Regions from separate parts of the Homo sapiens genome. Here region 2 is linked to region 1. Evidence: read pairs that join two places in POLR2A ChIA-PET (ENCODE). Cell type or tissue: Caco-2. All regions are shown on one strand. Region 1 overlaps GRB2 (growth factor receptor bound protein 2). Region 2 overlaps CD300E (CD300e molecule).

Evidence for each region. ChIA-PET counts read pairs that join two places held together with the same protein. Peaks named below come from ENCODE experiments on the same cell type or tissue, not always from the same donor. Only the 100,000 strongest peaks of a DNase experiment are listed, where the experiment ranks them.
Region 2: POLR2A ChIA-PET joins it to region 1 with 5 read pairs; 2 of 35 experiments call an interaction of 5 or more read pairs at or near these places.

Annotation. Positions count from the first base shown.
Region 1 is chr17:75,379,544-75,387,543 of GRCh38, forward strand. The region is part of intron 2 of GRB2 (growth factor receptor bound protein 2); the gene reads right to left. Among named protein-coding and RNA genes, the nearest start is that of GRB2, 22 kb to the right of the region's middle. RefSeq lists an enhancer at 846-1,692 and a silencer at 5,192-5,392. In Caco-2, no CTCF peak of the experiment used is centred here; a DNase peak (open chromatin) is centred at 3,808.
Region 2 is chr17:74,609,749-74,617,748 of GRCh38, forward strand. CD300E (CD300e molecule) reads right to left here. Exons shown (of 4, transcript NM_181449.3): 2 at 7,370-7,717; 3 at 4,177-4,285; 4 at 137-3,025. The coding sequence ends at 2,905. All of the region lies in intron 3 of LOC101928343 (a long non-coding RNA gene), which reads left to right. Among named protein-coding and RNA genes, the nearest start is that of CD300E, 10 kb to the right of the region's middle. In Caco-2, no CTCF peak of the experiment used is centred here; no DNase peak of the experiment used is centred here.

The DNA.
Region 1 (8,000 bases):
ATGCACCACCACACCTGGTTAATTTTTTTTATTTTTAGTAGAGACAGGGTCTTGCTATGTTGCCCAGGCTGGTCTTGAACTCCTGAGCTCAAGTGGTCCTCCCACTTCAGCCTCCCAAAGTGCTAGGATTACAGGCCACCACACCTGGTCACTTGATTTCTTAATGCATGATAGATAGCTAAAAACCCACTATTAATTTCAGATCTTTGTCTTTTAATTATACTTTTCAAAGCCAAGCATTTTATAAAAGTTGATACATAATAAATAGAATTTTGACTGGAGCTAAAAATGCAGGAAAGCCAAGGAAGGAGAAATGGAAACATGAACCTCTGGAAAACTGCAATTTGTCTCATTAGTAATTTTAATGCAGTGTGGAGACTGACCTAAGTCAAAAGTACGTACATAAGAAAGCATATAACATTACTTTCACATCCCATGTGGGGAAAAGATAACTGAGATATAACTAGAAATCTAGATAGCAAGACCAGTTTTAGCGCCAATTTGTTTATTCGTAGAGAAAACAGCTGAACATGTCATGTTTCTAGTTTATCTTATTAGATTCTACAAAATTTCTATGTAATAGCCTTATACAGGTGGAAGATGATGTACTGCCTACACCAAGAAGAGTTTTAATAGGAAACAAATTTGCTCCATGAAGCTGTGCACAGTGATTTTTTCTTTCCTTATTAGACAGCAAGACGGCCCTAAAATATTTGTTGACCTGCAAACTGACATCTGGAAAACTACTGTAGTGTTTTTGTTTTTTACTGCTTTTTCTGATTACAAAACTAATAGCTTGTAGTAAAAAAAAAAAAAAACTATTATAGAAATGCACCATATAGAAAGTTAAAGTTCTCCATAATCCCTACATCCAGAGAAAACCAACTGTTACCCAACATCACACTCTTCTTTTTTCTTTATATTGCAGTATATGTGAGTAAGGATGTTTCATTAAGTTACAATACTTGTTTCTCAAAAGCTCTCAGCAGAGCCTCCTGGCTTAAAGCTAAACATTTGCAGCATAAACTAAACAAAGACTGGTTTGTCTGTCTTCCCATCTTGTTCCAAGCATGAGTTAAGATGGATGGTCTTCCTCTAGAAAATATTCATTTAGCTCAAAGACAAATTAAATTATGAATACATGCCATATTTCTCTATCATAATCACTTATTAATTTAACCTGACAAAGCTATAAAAAAAGGAAATTAACCACTTAAAAAATAGCACAAAATAAAATGTGCGGCGGAAAAACTGTGTCAAGCATCTTACATGCTGAGGGAAGGATGTTTAATCATCTCAGAAATCTGGTTAACATAGTCCTATAAAACACTGTCAAACTTTGAAATAATGTTCTATTGTTAAAGGAGACTAGAGAATGAAGCAAACATTAGCTGTGCTATTATTATGTATTCTGGTTAGGGATTATGGGCCATTCTCACTTAAGGTCATCTTAAGTAGGTAACCATTTGTTCAGCCATTCAGACAATAGGACAATACATATATCAAAACCTCCCTTGAGATTACGAACTAAATTATTAACAGAAACAAGTGAAATATACAGCAATAGGGAAATAATTAAGTCAATTACAGAACATTAACTTGATATGTTATACAACCACTGAAAATAATTAGTAAAACTAATATGGAAAATGGTAACATTTTAAATTCACTACAATTACAGGATTATAAAAATGTATACATAATGACAATGCTTAAGAGAGATCTGAAATAGTAAAAATACTGGAATAGAGGGACTTATTGACTTTCCTATCTATTAATGTAAGCTAAAGTAATTTAAATGTTACAGTGAAGTGGAAATACTGCTAATAAAATAATCTATTCTTTTTCCCCAGCATTCCTTTTCAAACTCCTTTTCATAGTTATGTATGAAAATAAAGATACGGCTGGGTACAGTGGCTCATCCCAGCACTTTGAGAGGCTGAGGCGGGCAGATCATGAGGTCAGGAGTTCGAGACCAGCCTGGCCAACATAGTGAAACCCTCGTCTCTACTAAAAATAAAAAAAAAATTAGCCAGGCATGGTGGCGGGCACCTGTAATCCCAGCTACTCAGGAGGCTGAGGCAGGAGAATTGCTTGAACCCGGGAGGCAGAGGTTGCAATGAGCTGAGATCACGCCACTGCACTCCAGCCTGGGTGATGGTGCAAGACTCCGTCTCAAAAAAAAAAAAAAGAAAAAAAAAAAGAAAATAAAGATATATGAAATAATGACATGAAATGATCAACACTTCCCAAAAACACATACCCCTTTCTTGTTCTCAGTGAATCCTACAGTTTCAGGGTCCAAAATACATTTTTTCTCACTTTATAACTAAACTAAAAGCTCTTGCATTTTTCAAAAGAAAAATGTTACCAAGGGCTTTTGCCATTTTGTTAAACCTAGATTTTAAAAGTCCTGGGTTCCTGTAATCCCAGCACTTTGGGAGGCTGAGGCGGGTGGATCACAGGGTCAAGAGATCGAGATCACCCTGGCCAACATGGTGAAACCTCGTCTCTACTAAAAATATAAAAATAAGCTGGGCGTGGAGGCACGTGCCTGTAGTCCCAGCTATTTGGAAGGCTGAGGCAGAAAAATCACTTGAACTCGGGAGGCAGAGGTTGTGGTGAGCCGAGATCGCGCCACTGTACTCCAGCCTGATGACAGAGCAAGACTCCGTCTCCAAAAAAAAAAAGTCCTGGGTAATGTATCGAGACCTTGTCTCAAAAAAAAAGGAATAAAAAGTCCACTATTAAACTAAAGAATAAATTAGTTGAAAATAAAAGCCACTGTTAAAACGAAGAAAAAAACTTTCACTATGTTACTGCTAATAATTAATACAGGTTGTATATCCCTTAACTGAATAAGCGACCAGAGGCATTTCAAGGTTTCTGGATTTTGGAATATTTGCATTTATATAGGTTCAGCATCCCTAAATCTCAAAATCCAAAATGCTCCAACAGGCACTTCCTTTGAGTGCCATGCTGGCGCTCAAAAAAGTTTCAGATTTCAGATCTTTGGATTAGGGATACTCAATATGTAGTTCTTTTGATAAAAATGTTAGGACAGAAAGTAAAAGAACTACTGCTAGAAACCAGACCAAGGTGGGCTAAACTTTCTAGTAAAGAAGGAAATACTAAGCATTATCTATGGCATCCTAAGATTTTTATTTATTTATTTATTTATTTTAGACGGAGTCTTGTGCTGTTGCCCAGGCTAGAGTGCGGTGGCACTATCTGGGATCACTGCAAGCTCAGCCTTCCGGGTTCACGCCATTCTCCTGCCTCAGCCTCCTGAGTAGCTGGGACTACAGGCGCCTGCCACCACGCCCAGCTAATTTTTTGTATTTTTAGTAGAGACGGGGTTATCACCATGTTAGCCAGGATGGTCTCGATCTCCTGACCTCGTGATCCGCCTGCCTCGGCCTCCCAAAGTGCTGGGATTACAGGCGTGAGCCACTGCGCCCAGCCGGCATCCTTAAGATTTTTAAAAGTTGTTTGGGAAAAACACGCCTATTCTCATTATTGAGACTAGAGAGAATGTTTACCCATGGCTTCTCACTGAGGGCAGTTAGAGATACTGAAATCGACCTTAATATCCTTAAAGTAAATACTATGAGTTTTTCCCAAGGCTGTTTTTTCAAACATTCCTTACTGTTAGCCAATTGCACAATCCCAAAGCTTCGGTAAACTACAGAAACTTACAAAAGAGGCCCCCAGTAGGACACAGCATAGGTATCCATCTATTTGCTATAGATGTGTAAGAATGGAGAAAAACTCTCCATCAATACTGTGCTTTCAGCTGAGCTCTGGGACAGGGCTGGAACAGTTCTGAGTCTGAGGTAACAGCAGATAACCTTTGGCCACTTTTATGCGTAGAGTCATGTGACTCAATAGTTTCCTGAACCCGGGATCTGGACTAATCACCTCTTATCAATGCTGTGTACTGAATAGCATTAATAAAACTAAAAGCTAGCAATTACTGTCTACTTTATGCTAGTTACTGCTTTAAAAACACCAACATAGGCTGGGCGGGTGGCTCACGCCTGTAATCCCAGCATTTTGGGAGGCTGAGGCAGGCGGATCACAAGGTCAGGAGTTCGAGACCAGCCCGGCCAATATGGTGAAAGCCCGTCTCTACTAAAAATACAAAAATTAGCTGGGTGTGGTGGCACGCTCCTGTAGTCCCAGCTACTCAAGAGGCTGAGGCAGAAGATTCGCTTGAACCCAGGAGGCAGAGGTTGCAGTCAGCCAAGACAGCACCACTACACTACACTGCACTACAGCCTGGGTGACAGAGCGAGACTCCTTCCCAAAAAGAAAACAACAACAACAAAAAACACCAACATATTGGCTCTTTTAGTCTTCACTATGACCCCAGGAAGGTAGGAAACTATTGTTCCCATTTTACAGATGTCAGAACCAAAACACAAAGCCATCCCGTAAATTGCCCAAGATCGCAATGCCCGATCTGTCTGTGACAGAGCTAGGATTCCAAGCAGGCAGGTCTCGCCTAGAGCCAGTATTCTTTACAATACTTCAGATGTCTCTCATTCCACATCCAGAAGGAGGTAAAATTAAGGGAGTAGCTGCCAAAAGGACGAAGGTTTTCCTCAAAAAGTCATTTTGGGTCAGTTTTTCAAATGTCTCAAAGTTTTATGATCCTGAGCACAGTCACAGTGAACTTCAGCCTAAGATTTAAAATCAGGTTAAATCTCAACGCTTAAGAAACAAAACCACTCCTCAGCAGAGCACTTCACCTTCCTAGAATATCCTTCAAGGTAAACTAGATGCAGAATGTAAACTGCTTACTATCTGAATGTAACTTTTTTCTTTTAATAAAACTGATAGCTGGGCATGGTGGCTCACCCCTGTAATCCCAGCACTTTGGGAGGCCAAGGCGGGTGGATCGCCTGAGGTCGGGAGTTTGAGACCAGCCTGGCCGACATGGTGAAACCCTGTCTCTACTAAAAATACAAAAAATAAGCCGGGCGTGGTGGCACATGCCTATAATCCCAGCTACTCAAGAGGCTAAGGCAGGAGAATCGCTTGAACCCGGGAGGTGGAGGTTGCAGTGAGGTGAGATCACACCACTGTACTCCAGCCTGGGCAACAGAGACTCTTGTCTCAAAATAACATAACATAACATAAAATAAAATAAATAATAAAACTGATACATATGGTAACTAATTCAAGAGTATGAAGAGTAAAAGTCACCTGAAATTCAGTTACTTGGAGACAACAATTACTCCTTGGGAGACCATTCAGAAAGAGATCTATGTATATGATAAAAAAAGAGGAAAAGACAGCAATTTTTCCTAAATGGCCTCTCTCTCTAGTTTGACCTCATTTGTGTATAGAAAGGCTTTATTTACAGAGGCCGGGCGCGGTAGCTCATGTCGGTAATCCCAGCACTTTGGGAGGCAGGCGGATCGCTTGAGCCCAGGAGTTCGAGACCAGCGTGGGCAACAGTGAGACCTCCTGGCTCTACCAAAAAAAAAAAAAAAAAAAAAAAAAAAAAGCAAACAAACAAACAAACAAAAAAACCCTTAAATTATCCAGGTGTGGTAGTGCACAGCTGTAGTCCCACCTATTCAGGAGGCTGAAGTAGGAGGATTCCTTGAGACTGAGAGGTCAAGGTTGCAATGAGTCAAGATCATGCCACCGCATCCCAGCCTGGGTGACAGAGCAAGACCCTGTTTCAAAAATGAAAATAAGGCTGACCGTGGTGGCTCACTTCTATAATCCCAACACTTTGGGAGGCTGAGGCAGGCATATTACCTGCGTTCAGGATTTTGAGACCAGCCCGGCCAACATGGTGAAACACTGTCTCTACTAAAAATACAAAAATTAGCTGGGCATGGTGGTAGATGCTTGTAATCCCAGCTACTCAGGAGGCTGAGGCAGGAGAATCACTTGAACCACGGAAGTGGAGGTTGCAGTGAGCTGAGATTGTGCCATTGCACTCCAGCCTGAGCAACAAGAGTGAAACTCCATCTCGAAAATAAAAAATAAAAATAAAAAAAGGGAAAAGAACAAAAGAACATAAAATCAGGACTAAACCAGATTGGATCTGAATCCTAACTTGTGAATTTGGGCAAATTAAGCCTCAGATTTTTTGTCAGTAAAATGGGGATAACAGCATCTGCCTTTACAAGATTTGCGTGAGATTAAAAGAGAAGGGAAGTTGAATACTTAGCTTAGAGCAAAGGCATGCTAAGTATTTAATATGTTAGTTATATTATTACTTATTAAAACAGGATCCATTTAAACGTTTCTCTGTGCAAGTGTAGGCATTATTCTGTGTTGATACAGATCAACGTTAACACCTTCATTGCCACTTAATAGGTGCCATAATCTACCTCTGTAAACCCCACTAATTGGTTTTGCTTTTTGGCTTGTATGGCAATTTCATGAACTGGAAGGTGCATGCCACTTTTATGTGTTTTAACATCTCTAAAATGCATCTTACAATTGACAGTATTGGCAGAAAAAAATTTTTCTAGGTGGTATATACATAATTGAAATAAACATCCTTATGTCTACATCTTTAAAAAACTTGTTTATGAGTTTCTTAGAATAAATTCTTTTTTTTTTTGGAGACGGAGTCTCACTCTGTCGCCCAGGCTGGAGTGCAGTGGCATGATCTCGGCTCACTGCAACCTCTGCCTCCCGAGTTCAAGCGATTCTCATGCCTCAGCCTCCTGAGTAGCTGGGACTAGAGGCACACACCACCACGCCCAGCTAATTTGTGTATTTTTAGTAGAAACGGGATTTCACCATGTTGGCCGGGCTGGTCGCAAACTCTGACCTCAAGTGATCTACCCGCTTTGGCCTCCCAAAGTGCTGGGATTATAGGCATGAGCCACTGCGCTTGGCCTTAGAACAAATTCTTAAAATGTTACTTGCTGGATCATTTTATGTTCTGATACCTATTACCAAGCCACCAGTGAGAAAGACAATATTGGTAAAAATCTCCAGAGACATGGGAAAGTGGTAACCATTTCTTCACACTGTAGCCAGCAAAGGATGGGGTCAATCTTTGTTATCTTTGGTAATCTGACATACAAAATGACAAACTTACTCTAGACAGGAAGTCCAATAAATCACTCATGGAAGCAATGCCAGGCAGCTGAACAAAGCAAGACTACTGATACCCTAACATTTCTGGTCTACTCATACCTGGACAGTTAAGAGGGGTATCCATGTATTGTGATGGGTACACCCAGTACACCACAGCAAGACCTAAGATCAAACTTCACCTCTGTCACTTGCTAGATGTGTGAATCTGAGCAAGTTTCTTAAGCTTTGAGCCTGTTTCTGCACCCATAAAATGGGGTTAAGAATGCCGATCTTGGCCAGGCGCGGTGGCTCACGCCTGTAACCCCAGCACTTTGGGAGGCTGAGAGGGGCAGATCACGAGGTCAGAGGATAGAGACCATCCTGGCTAACTAAAAACACACACACACAAAAATTAGCTGGGTGTGGTGGCGGGTGCCTGTAGTCCCAACTAATCGGGAGGCTGAGGTAGGAGAATGGCATGAACCCAGGAGGCGGAGCTTGCAGTGAGCTGAGATCCCACCACTGCACTCCATCCAGCCTGAGGGACAGAGCGAGACTCCATCTCAAAAAAAAAAAGAGTGCCAATCTTGCCCAGGACGGTGGCTCAAGCCTGTAATCCTAGCCAAGGTGGGTAGATATTTTGAGGCCAGGAGTTCGAGACTAACCTGGCCAACATGGTGAAACTCACCTCTACTAAAAGTACAAAAATTAGCAGGGTGTGGTAGCACGTGCCTGTAGTCCCAGCTATAGGCTGAGGTGGGAGGATCGTTTGAGCCTGGGAGGCAGAGGTTGCAGTGAGCTATGATGGCACCTCTGCATTCCAGCCTTGGTGACAGGGGGAGACTCTGTCTTAAAAAAAAAAAAAAAAAGTCAATATTTCAGCATTCAAGATTAGAAATGATCTATAATTTAGTAGGCTGGGCATGGTGGCTCACACCTGTAAT
Region 2 (8,000 bases), 770 kb before region 1:
CTGTGCAGAACCCTGACACAAATTCTAACACACCGCATCGCTATTGTTAGTCTACATCTTAGACTTCCCTTCTAAAGGAGTAGGGACTCTGCATAGTTTAAGTCCTTATCTGTAATGCCCAGAACAATGCACCATAGACACACAATAAAAGTTTATTGAATGAATGAGTAAATAAAGGGAAAAAAGAAAGGAAGAATAGGGGAAAAAAAGGGAGTAAGGGAGAAGGGAAAATTCAAAGCATGGAGAAGCCACTGTTTGTTTCTCCTGCACCTGCTGTCTGCCATCTGTCTACTCTTTCTTAACTCTTCTCTTCTGGCTTCTGCTGTCATTGCTCTGTTGATCTGCTCTTCTGAACTTCATTAGTGACCTTGTGAATGATAAGTTCAATAGCCTCCTCTCAATCCCGGTCCTCCTCCACCTCTCTAGCTCTGCTCTCCTCCTTGAAACATTCATGGCTCTTGACTTCTCATCTTCCACCTGTTTGATTCTGCTCCAGCACCTTGATCAATGTCTTCCTCCTACCCTTTGTCTTTAAATGCAGGTGCCCCGAGGGCTCTGTCCTTGGTTCTGAACTCTTCCCTCCATGTTTTCACTTCTTGCTGGGTTCCAGTTAATCTCTCTACACACATTCCTCTCCAGCCCTCAACACTCTGCTAACCCACATCTCTAGCTATCTGCTAGACCTCTCTGCCTGATGATTCCAAACACACAGAAAACTAAGCTCTGCATCATCCAAGCCTGCTCTTGACTTTCCTACTTCTGTCAATGATGCCCGATTCCTCTGGTTTTCCAGGCTTAAGACTCCGGACTCCCAGATTCTTCCTTTCAGACTTTGCTACATCTGCTAGGCAAGTCCTCCTAAAGCACATCTGCAATCCCATCTTGTTCTGCTCAAATCCATCCCACCATAGCTAATCAAAGTTTAAGTAAGAGTTGAGTCCTAAGCCTCCTGAACCTGCCACCACCTGAGTTCTTCTAGATTAGTTCCATCTGGCCTGCCACAGGAAAATTTCACTCCATTGGAATCTTAGACACATCCTACCATGAGCATCTGTATGTGAACAGTACAGTCCATTTGCTGATAGGTCTTCTATAAGTGACTATTGTTATGAAGATTATTTCCCGCCTCTCTGCTTTCACTTATGCTGTTTCTCTGTCCTCTCTCTCTCCCTGTTGCTCCATCCCTGCTCCGCTGAAATCCTATACCTCCTTCAACATCAACATGAATGTCACCTTCTTTCCCTGACCTGGCCAGCTTGGCATGATATTCTCCTCACCAACCCCCTGACATCAGGAAGCATCTCTTGTGGCTCTAGAGTTCTTCCTATGCTGTAATGACTTGGGAGCTTATCCTTCTCATAAAATGAATCATAAGCTCCTTTCTTGCTCATCATCATATTTCCCGGGTTAATATAATTAATATGGGCCTTGTTAGATTGAATTTCTCTTTCAGCATGAGTCCTGGGCCAGCCCCATCTTTCCCCTAGTCACCATGCATGATGGAGCTGGGAGCCCCACCAGAGCTCAAGTTCAGAGCACGGCAGCTCTGCCTAAGCACTCGGCACTCAGAGGGTCACTCCATGTGCTCTGGACACTGGCATCACTAGCTCAGGATGAGCTCAGGCCTGGGGGCAGAGGGGGAGCACTGGTCCAGATGTAGGTAGCAAGTGGAGATGGTGATGCTTGCTTGTGGCAGACTGTGGGAGTCCTCCCCACAAACTTTAGGGAAACAGAGTAATTGACAAACATTCAGAAAACCAACTGAGCTCATTCCCGAGCCAGGGGTCACCAGTAGTGGTGATAGCACTGTGCACTTCAAGTGTGGACAAGTATCCTTCACCTCTGTGCCCTCCATCCTGTCTTTGAAAAACGATATCTGCTCTGCCTGTGGAAAAGGTTAATTGCTAACAGGTGGTCTCAGCCAGACTTCTAAAGTGGACAGAACTGACTCTGTTGACCTTGTGCATTGGACACCTCCAGGTGGGGGAATTCCAGGAGTGATATCAGGGGCACCCACCAGCTCCTTCTCCCTTTACTGTTTCAACTCGCCCCAGAACTTTAACCTGGAGCAGCTCATCCACGGCCCACCCAGGCAGAGATGTTCTGAGCCCAGCCACACACTGCCTGGTTACAGGGAGAGAAGGGGCCTTAAAGCCAGGGAGACCCAAGGGGCGTCAGAAGACGAGAGGAGCCCTGAGCATGTGGGACACTGGGCAACTGCATGAGCAAGCTCTGCCGGGACCAAGCTCCCTTGGGGTTGTCCCAGAGAAGAGATGGAGCTCTGTGAGCCTAAAGGCTGGGGCTGTGAGGGGTGTGTCCTCAGGGAGACTCCTGTCTGCAGGAAGGAGGTAGTTATTGCCCTGGGGGAAACTGGCCTGAGAAGCATTTGTGCCAAGAAGAATGAAGGGCCAGGCTCCTCCAGAAAATTTTTTCCCTCCCTTCCTCCGTCCTTTTCTCTCTCTCTCTCTCTCTCTCGCTCTCTCTCTCTCTCTCTCTCTGTCTCTCTCTCTCTCTCTCTCTCTCTCTCTCTGAGACAGGGCTCTCTATGTTGCCCAGGCTGGCCTGGAACTCTTACGTTCAGCCGATCCTCCTGCCTCAGCCTCCTGAGCTGGGATTATAGGCACTCGCTATGGTGCCCGGCCAACTTCCAGGGAATTCTTGCCCTTGGGAAGTGGGCATGAGGGCAGGGAGGCAGGGGACTGGGGAGGAGAAAGGAGGACCCCCAAGCTGCACATTGAGGACTCCAGAGGAGTGTCCTCTAAGAGCCAGGACCCTCCTTTGAGGCACAGGAACAATAAATCCCTCCAGAGTCCACAGGTCTCTCGCATCCAGTCTGAAAGGTTGACTCCCTGCACGGGGCACTCCTGGGGATGGGGCTCTGCAGGGCTTCGGGTCAGCCTGGCTCTATCTTCCAGGAGGAGCCCACTGAGGCCTGTTCACCCAGAAGACAGCACCCAGCATGCTCAGGAGCAGGGGCAGCTTCAGAAGGACCACGAGCAGGAAGTGAGGGCTGCTGAGCCGGAACCTGTGGTGGACACGGTGAAAATGAGTCACTTCCCCGGGAGAACCCCCAGGACCCTTCTCTCCCCACCTCTCCCCATGCTCTGACTCTGGAGCCCAAATAACCCAGGAGCAGCCAGGGAAAGGACCTATGCCAGGGCAGCCCCTTCTGTGGCCCCCATCCCTCCTTCTCCCTCCATCAAGGACTGCCCGGGGGGTCTCATCAAGGAGAGGTGATGGAGTGAAGACAGAAGAGGGACCCACTTCCAGGAGTGCGCTCCACAGCACCCTCTCTGTCCCTGTCCCACTCACAGCCTCCACTTTATCAACTGACTTCTTAAAACCAGTCCCCACTCTCGCTTTTTTTATTTTCTGAGACAGAGTCTCACTCTGTCACCCAGGCTGGAGTGCAGTGGTGCAATCATGGCTCACTGCAGCCTTGACTTCCTGGGCTCAAGTGATTCTCCCACCTCAGCCTCCTGAGTAGCTGGGACTACAGGCGCACCACCACACCTGGCTAATTTTGTATTTCGTAGTAGAGACAGGGTTTCACCATGTTGCCCAGGCTGGTCTCAATCTCCTGGACTCAAGTGATCCACCGCCTCGGCCTCCCAAACTGTTGGGATTGCAGGCGTGAGCCACCACACCCGGCCACCACTCTCACTGTTCCACTCCAGCTCCTTGTTCCCTCCCCTCAGGGTCTAGCAGCAATATCACAGCCCTTTCTGGATATCTTTGGGAGAGGAGAGAGAACTGATTCAAACCCCAGCCTGGAGCTGGCCCATCTCCCCACAGACCCCACAGACAGCTCCTGGTGGCAAAATCCCCAGCTGAGCAAAGACCTTTGAAAAGGGCCACAGAACTGGGACCCCAAGTCCGGAGCTGGATGGGGAAGGAGACAGGAAGGAGTGGGGAAGGGAGGAGGGGCTGCACGTCCACCTGAACTCAACCTTCGACCTGAGTCCCAGTAGCTGCCCCATAGGGAAAGGCGTTCACAGCACAAGTGATATTTCCCACTCAGCATCCACATGCAGCCTCAGAGAGTATGAGAATCAGGACCAGAGATGGAGAGAAACAGCAGACAGTGACGATCTCAGGTCACGGTGCGCCACCCCCACCCCCCAGCTTCCACCCCAGGGTTGCTCCCTCCATGGCCTCCAGGCCCTGCGTGCTTACCCTGAATTTTGGGTCAACACCTCCCCGGTGCTGAGGTTTCGCCCAGGGTTCACCACCAGGAAGATGGGAGGTGTGGCTGGATGTGTGGTCCTCCTTGGGGTTGTAATTGCTGTTGGAGATGAAAATGATGCATCAGCCGTGCCTGGGCTCCCAGCCATGCACAGAACACCCGTATGGATGTCATACAGAATCACCCACTCACAGAAGAGGCTGGAAAGATCTTCTGAAGCCAGATCCAGGGCACCTCCTGGGTGAAACCCCTCAGGGACAAAAAGAGCCCTTACCAGAACCAGCCATGAGAGTCCCCTCCAATAAGTGCCAGGTCTTTCTCTGCATCTCAGAGAAAGACTCTTACCACTCTGCCCACTCTGCCCTCATCCCACTCTGCCTGGGGTGAGGGCAGGGGTCTCTCTGGGCTTCCGCAGCCAGATGTGGAGTTCCAGGAGGAGGAGGGGAAGGAGGAGTCTAAAGGAAGATGGCTCAGCCTGTGGCCCAAGAAGCCTCGTAGAGACCATGAGAGGGGGCTCTGAGCACCCTTCATGTGGACACTCTTTTTTTTTTTTTTTTTTTTGAGATGGAGTTTCACTCTTGTTGCCCAGGTTGGTTGGAGTGCAATGGCACAATCTCAGCTCACCACAACCTCCACCTCCCGGGTTCAAGCGATTCTCCTGCCTCAGCCACCCAAGTAGCTGGGATTACAGGCATATGCCACCACGTTTGGCTAATTTTGTATTTTTAGTTGAGATGGGGTTTCTCCATGTTGATCAGGCTGGTCTCGAACTCCTGGCCTCAGGTGATCTGCCCTCCTTGGCCTCCCAAAGTGCTGGGATTACAGGCGTGAGCCACCGCGCCCGGCCCATGTGGAAAGGCCACTGTAGGCCACCCCTAGGGAGGGGATAGGTTGACACTCGGCTCCTCCTAAGGACTTCAGGTGACCACCAGACTATTGACATAGTCTACTCCCTCATTGCCACTGGACTCCCAGCTCATGATCTCCCTAAAGCAGTTGTCCTGGAGGCTCAGCCCTTCACCGGTGCCCGACACAGGCTCAGTGTGATCCGATAAGCCGCGTTCAACCTCTCTGTTGCTGGAGATTCGTTGATGGACGTGGCATGAGCCCCACCCCGTTGGAGGGGCAGAGACACATAAACAGACGGACTCACTTCCGCTGGAAGCAGCCCTGGGAAGGAGCCCCAGCAGGTGCAATGGGAGCACAGGGGAGAAGCCTAATCCACCCCCAGGCCAGCAGTGAGGAAAACATGGGCGGCACCTAGCAGAGGCGAATGCCGGACCATGGGATGCTTTTGGGAAGTGAGAGACATGATAGAGTGTGAGTCTGAGGACAGGAGATGGTGTGGATAGCTAAGGGGCAGGGGGCAGGGGAATTTGGTTCAAGAGGGATGGGGAGGCAGAAAACCACAGGACAAGGAGCCAGCCCCAGGAGGATCACCCTTGGGCAGGATGGGGAAGCCTGTCCTCAACCCGAAAGGGAAAGGGGAAGAATGAGTGTAGATTGCATGAAAGTTTGCAAGTGGAGAAGGAAAGAAACTGATGTCCTGTGTGTTCTCAGGAAGGTAGATGTATGGGAGAGTAATGTTGGAAACTCTTAACTTCTACTGGCAGCCACAGGCACCATTTTCTCACTTTTTTTCCCCAGCAGCGCTAGAGCAGGTGGATTTTAGACAGGGCGACCAACTTTCCCAGGACTTTTCTAGCCTTAGCACTGAAAATCCCACATTTGGGAAACCCCTTAGTCCTGGGCAAACTGGGATGATTAGTGACCTTTATTTTAGGATTGATCCAGGGATGAGGGTTTTGTCAGGTAGATAAGGAAATGGAATATGGGAGTTATGAGTGCTGCTAAGAGAAGAAAATGTCAGGCTGGGCATGGTGTCTCACTCCTATAGTCCCAGCACCTTGGGAGGCCAAAGCGGGTGGATGACTTGAGGTCAGGAGTTTGAGACCTGTCTGGGCAACGCGGGAAGATGCTGTCTCTACTAAAAAATACAAAATTAGCCAGGCATGGTAGTGCACACCTGAAGTACCAGCTACTCAGGGGGCTGAGGTGGGAGGATCACGAGCCCAGGAGGCGGAGGTTGCAGTAAGCCGAGATCGCTCCACGGCACTCCAGCCTGGGCAACAGAGTGAGACCATGTCTCAATAAAAGAAAAAAGAAAATGTGATCTATTGCAGGGGCTCAAAGTGGTCTAGGAAGGAAGTGAGGTCAGAACGGGAGTGATGGGGGCAATAAATTGGCGGAAATGGAGGGATCAGAAGACAGAAGGTCACTGTGAGGTTGAGAATAGGGACAATGGCATGAGGATGGGGGAGAGCTGATTGATGAAAAGTTGTCAGAAAATAGAATGTCTGAGTTTAAGACTCTGGGCAGCGACCAGGTCGGGTGATGACAAGCTCTGAGGTGTTTCCATGGGGTGCAATTCTGAAGAGAGTAGAAAATAAAGGACACCAAGGTTGAGAATGTCAAGGAACCCAAGGCAAGATTGCCAAGTTATTCATTAAAGCCTGCCAAGATAATGGCAGAGGTTGGAGTGGAGGCACTGGCAGGACTCCGTTGAATGAGGGGGAGCAGCCTGGAAGCTGATGGTCGGCCTTGTCAAGCACAGGTAGAGGGTGGGCATGGCCATCTGGCACAGCATTTAAAGGAAGCAGGTGGAAAGTCATAGGGCGGAAGTTGTGATGTGGGCAGGAAGAATTGGGACACGGCTCCATGGCCCTCTAGCATAGGGGGAGTAAGAGAAAGAGTAGCTTCCACTCAAGAAGCTACTAAACAGGAAGGTCTTCCCAAGCAAGACATATTTCAAAACAACATGGTAGGGGGATGTTCTGTGAGGAGGCTGCAAATGTACAGGAGTGTTTCTTCTTTGGTACAGGCTTCCCAAAGGGCACGGTGGAAACAGCTTTGGCTCAGCATGAAGGGGCCTCCTCCACGCTGGATAATGGGGTGAGGCCCAGGCCCTATGGGAGTGATGGCGCCTGAGCTGTGCACCCCCCAGCCCACCCAAGGCTGAAGGATCAGCCGCCTCTCTCCATGCCCATGCCATAGGCTCCTCCCAACACCACTGTGACTGAGGACAAGACAAGACTTGGACGCACACTTCAGTGTGCCGCCCACCCTTGTTCCCTTGTCCAGTCGCACCCCAAACCCTGCTGCCAAAGTGAGGGGAGCTCTTACCTGGGGAAACATACACCCTAACCAGGTCCGAGGGATCGCGTGACCATGAATCCAGGACCCACACTGTCTGAATTTTGCACCAGTAAGATCCAGCATCATCTTCATTGAGGTTCTGCATGGTCACAGTGAAGGCGAGAGCCTCCGGGTGGTCTCTGATGGACACGCGGCCATTCCTCTCCACCTTCTCTTCTCCCTTGGTCTCCACAATGCTCTCACATGACGTGTCGTACTGTCCTCGGCACCAGTACTTGTTATATCCCTTGTACATGCTCTCATACTGACACCACACTGTCAGAGAGTCCCCCGCAGTGCCAGTCACAGAGCCGGGGCCCTTCAGAGACAAACAGCCTGGAAAACACAAGCCCGAGTCCCAAGTCTCCATCCAGATGGCCCCATCAGCAGCCGTCTGTCTGAAGCTTAAGGGGAAGATTGCCAGGGAGACCTGGGTGTTTCCTGGGAGGGGAACCTGGAGGAATACTTGAGCTTAGGACCTAAGCCAAAGAGTCCCTGTGAGAGCAGAAACCTGTCCCCTGTGAGAGCAGGGACACCAAGTCACAGCACAGGGGCCCCAGCACCTGGAGACCAAAGCTGGAGGCAGGAGCAGAGAGGAGCTGGTCATCCCACCTCGTCC